2 separate regions of the Mus musculus genome follow, and region 2 is linked to region 1. Evidence: chromatin loops called from intact Hi-C (ENCODE). Cell type or tissue: left cerebral cortex. All regions are shown on one strand.

Region 1 (2,500 bases):
TTGTTAGATTTGTTTTTCACTTAAAAGAAATAAATATATGTGTGTGCATGCTTTCAGGGACCCATACAAGACAGAAGAGGTTGTTGAATTCCCTGCAGCTAGAGTTAGGCAGTTGGGAACTATTAGATACGGGTGCTGGGAACTCAACTCCTGCCTTGAGATATAACAGCAAGTGCTCTTAAATGAGCTCTTTCCAGCCTCTTGATAGTTTCTTAGGAGTACAGAATTGTGTATTTATTTCTTCAGGTTGTTGAGTAAAGTCTGTAACTTTCTTCCAATGTCTGACTGGAAAAAAAAATATACTCAGAAAGGCATGTCCCTGAGCTGACAGAGTAAGACAGCATGAAAGAGCCTCAGCCTTCAGAACATAATGGTGTAGAAACTCATGCTTCAGTGAACTATCTGTGTTCCTCACTGCTCCTGTTTTAAAGACTAGACATTTCTTGCTATCTTTACTATGGAATGATCCTCTTATTTATTCTACCCAGAGGAAGAGAGGCTATGCCTTAGCTGAAGGATGCAAAGGAGGAAATTTTAATATTATTGCTTCTTCGTAAACAGCTTTCCACTAACACTTATGATTTATACCTTTCAAGGTCCCTTTATAGAAAATGAATTCTTGGAACTCGCTTTTGCCCATGTGTAAGTATAGAAATTACCTGGTTAGCCCTGACTCTTTCCTGTTTTGTCAACCTTATATGAGGTTAACATGAGGAAAATGTGTATTAAGTTCACCAGAAATACATCAGTCATCTGTGTAAATGTTACAGTTCTCTAGGTTCAGCAACCACAATGAAAACACATATCCTCGTGTTTTCAGTTCCCGATGCACAGATCACTGTGGACACCAAAGAACTGAGTGAGTGGGTGAATCAGAGAAAGCACGGGCACAGACAACAGCACAGATTCATGGTGGCAAACCTATCAGGTGGTCCATCACCCACTGCATGCTGAGCTGTCCTTTGAAGTGACAGGTCTGAGTTATCCTTCTGCCTCAAGCTGTCTAATCTGCTCTCCAGTTCAGCAAGTGTTTCACTGATTTGAATCACAGAGCATTTCTGTTGATCTGGTCCTGAGTGACTGGTCTCTTTTCAATGCTTTTCCTCTTGTCAGGACTTCCTAGTCTCTTTGACCCTTAGAGCAGCTAGCTGATGCTCAAGGAGTCCTGTTGTGAATGGCAGTACAGAAAGAGAGACCCATTGCTTCCTCTCCTGGCATCCTGCGCCTCGGAGGGCCAGTGCCTGGACCTGTGAATCCCAACACGTCTCTGTAAAGGAGCAGTGCACTTTTCAATGACTTCTGTTCTGTATAAGAGTTGTTCATTCCATCTAGCATATCGTACCATAGTGGCAGAAGTTTTGAATATCTCACTTATGCGGGGAAAGGGAGAGCTAGTCGGCATTAGTAGATTTTATTTTGTAAGGCTTTAGATTTACTTTTCTCTCCGCCCACATGGGTTCCTAAAAAAAAAAAAAAAAACCTACATTAAACAGCTGCTTTGAAAGTTTCTCTTTCCCTATAAGGGTTTTACATTAGCACATTGGGCTCCTATGATCTAATAAAATTAAGCTCTCAGAAGGAAATCGACTCGTCAGAGAGAGTTGGGAAATAGTTGTTGAACGCCAGACTTCTTGCTAGAAGTTCGTCTGTCTCCGGGGACTTTTCTCTGGGAAAGTAGCTGTGGGTGGAATTGCTGAGCTCCTTGGTCTGTTAGAGCCAACGTCTGCCTTCCCACACTTGTCTTCTTTACATAAGCATTTTTCATTTAAGGCACCCCACACTGGCACTGGGAGAGAAGCTGGCAGGCACAGTGGTCAGATCTCAATATCCCAAAGAGGAGATAAAAATGATGTGCGCCTGGGCGAATGACCTCGTGGAAGGTAAGATCCTGAGGCGCTTTACAAACTGCTTCCAACGCCCCCCAGATTACCACCACCACCACCACCATTTTCAGATCTACTTGTAAATTTAACTTCCAGAAGGCAGTGTGTCTTCCAGATTGGCAGCTAACATAGCAAAAAATACAGAAAAATGGAGGCCTAAAAGGCCATAAATGGTTTCCTTCTATCTCGAACTGTGAAGGAGAACCGACTCAGCTCATGTCATCGGTGGCCGTTCACACCTCCGTTACTCATCCAAACACGTATTTTCCTGTTTTCGTTCTTTTCTTACTTCTTTTCTTCTTTCTGCCTTCCTTCCTTCAATTCTTTCTTTCTTTTCGTTCTTTCTTCTTTAAAGTTAAAATCTATATTTTTAAGATGTGGTTGTTTTCCTCAACAAAAATGTGCAGTAGATAACCAAGTTTAAACCTGAGTGTGAATCAGACTTACTTGAGAGACTTGGCTAAAAGCACAGATTTGTAGGTCATTCCTCATAACTCCCAAAGTAGAATATCAGTAATATTTTGAGAAATACATGAGTCCCAAGTCTGAGACCCAACAAGAGCTATACACAAAATGCAAAATATTTAGTTTGGTGATTATAAAACCTAAGACTGGAA
Region 2 (2,500 bases), 130 kb after region 1:
GGATTGTGGGAGGAAGAACTGAACTCCAAAAACAATAGATATTTGCACAGAAAGTATGTTGCCTAATAGATACCATGCGCCTTCATAATCATGTTTCCAGAAAATTCTACCTAACCCACCTCACAGATGAACCTACTTGGAAAATAATTTCATTGTTTGCTAGTTTTTCTTTTTCTACTTTTCTATTTTCTTTTTATTGGTTATTTTATTTAGTTACATTTCAGATGTCCCCCTTCCTGGTCTCCCCTACACAAGCTCCCCATCCCATCTCCCCTCCCCTTTGTCTCTAATAAGAGTGTGCTTCTCCACCCATCCACCCACTCCAGCCTCACCACTCTAAAATCTCCCTATGCTAAGGCATCAAGCCTCCACAGGACCAAGGGCCATTGATGCCAGATAAAGTCATCCTTTGTTACATATTCAGCTGGAGCCATGGGTCACGATTTGGTTGGTGGTTTAGCCCCTGGGAGCTCTTGGAAGGCCCCATTAGTTGATATTGTTGTTCTTTCTATGGGGTTGCAGTCCCCTTCAGCTCCTTTGCTACTATGTGCATTCAGTTTGGTAGCAGTAACAAAGCAGGCTGCAAGAACCAACCTTTTCTCAATTTGATGAACTATTCATTGCAAAGCAGCAGAAAGCATAAGCAACTGACCAAATGACTGTATAGGCAAAATCAATCCAACAGCACTATTCTAACTTTTTTTAAAAAAGGCTTTGTCATACATTACCTTCAGAAAGCAAGGGATGGGATCCAAAATTAGTCCAACTCCTCCTTAATGTGTATTCTACACACTACTTAGACACATGTTATCTGACCATAAAAATCTTTACATTAAGACCCTTGTGTGTTCAACTTTCATCTTTGAATTTTGCCTTTATATAGGAAAGGTGAGGGGATAGATTTTAGCTATTGGAAAGCATGCATTCTTTACAGCATGTATCATTGAGAAGATATTTTAAGAACCAATAAGTTCATTGTTCCCAGAAAAATTATTACTTCACGCTGACTTATAAAATAGAATATATTCACACACATACATAGATACAGTCTCCATGCATTCACATTTAGAGGTGCATTATGAAACTACAGGTATGTACATTCTTGTGAATGCATTTAACTGTCCTTCGAAGAAAGGAAAGCATGGTTTTTTTAAAGTGAGATATTCACGGGCCTTGCTTCTGTTTTCTCCAACAGAACATGTTTGTGCATATTTCTGGGCTTCCCAGCAACACCCCAGGAACTGAGTCAGCACCCATCTGACAGCTACAACTGTGTTTGCACAGGAACTCTTTCCACACCATGTGTGGGAACTTCCACCCTATTTTAAGATCAGTGTTGGTAACATTCCTCATTAGACCACTGCAATCAGCACTGTCTCTCTTTGAGAAAAAAAAAACATGATTTGAAAAAGATCATAAAATCTTCAAAATGGTTTAGAAGACAGATAAAAAGGTGTGTGTGCGTGGGGAGATGGCTTGAGTCATTTCTTCTTTGTAAAAGAGGATATTAAAAGGTTCACCCTAAAGCTTCATCGATGCCTTGGAGAGTTCTTTCTGTACTCCTACTCTATAGTTATGAATTTGAGTATTCCATACTTCCACCGTGGGCATTTTTTCAGCAACTTTATATGAAGAAGAGTGGTTTTTTTTTAAGTTTTGTTGTCATGGTAACCCTATATTCAGGTTGGAAAGCTTTATTGAATGTTTTTGAGTATTTCTCCATCACAGCTTTAATTTAATAGATTTTGATGCTCAAATGTGTAAATATATCACTTTGTCTCTAATAGTGTTGTGTGGCACAACATAGGCATACACAAATATACCCGTACACAAATGCTGTTTAAATGTTTGGGTATCTACAGGGAAGGGTTTTGTTAACTATGGCACTTTGTTCTTTTCCTGTCTTACTTTTAGAACTTAAGGTATTTATCTTATAAAAAAGAAAGGAAGGTATACGGATGCCACCTCAGATACAGAAAAATACATGGCCTCCTATTTGACCTCAAAACAGTACCACAATGTGTTTCTGGAAAGGCCATAATTTTTCCCATATTGTCTTTTGAATTCTAAAGTACAGAGATGAAGGCACTACATGGCTAAGATGCTCTGAGAACCTGAGAGGACTGGCAAGAGCAATGAGTAAATAGAATATCAGAGAGATACTCCTCATTGCTAGCTTCCTTTGCCCTTCCTATTGCCCAGCCTATCTGGAGGCAATTTCCTAAGGAATATATGTATCCCTTCAAGGGTGAATTAGAGCTTCAAGATAAAAAGATCTTCAGGGTTGAATATACTTGATGCTACTGGATCAGGTAATGAGTTTGAAATGGTTCATTGTAACACCTTTGATGGATCAAATAGTGTTATTCAAATATTTTCTAGAAAGCCTAAGGGAAGGCCTCATCACAGCACACTTTGGGAAATGATATTTTCTAGAATATTCCTAACAGTTTTCTTCTGGTGTAAATGTGAGAGAGACCAGCCAAAGATTCTCGAATAG

What was found. Peaks named below come from ENCODE experiments on the same cell type or tissue, not always from the same donor. Only the 100,000 strongest peaks of a DNase experiment are listed, where the experiment ranks them.
Region 2: it touches region 1 in a loop (8-fold over the local background); 2 of 42 quality-filtered maps call a loop at or near these places.

What each region holds. Positions count from the first base shown.
Region 1 is chr4:93,885,095-93,887,594 of GRCm38, forward strand. No RefSeq gene overlaps it. Among named protein-coding and RNA genes, the nearest start is that of Gm32035, 22 kb to the left of the region's middle. In left cerebral cortex, no CTCF peak of the experiment used is centred here; DNase peaks (open chromatin) are centred at 1,367 and 1,723; H3K27ac peaks cover 813 bases.
Region 2 is chr4:94,016,636-94,019,135 of GRCm38, forward strand. No RefSeq gene overlaps it. Among named protein-coding and RNA genes, the nearest start is that of Gm32035, 150 kb to the left of the region's middle. In left cerebral cortex, no CTCF peak of the experiment used is centred here; a DNase peak (open chromatin) is centred at 1,270; H3K27ac peaks cover 221 bases.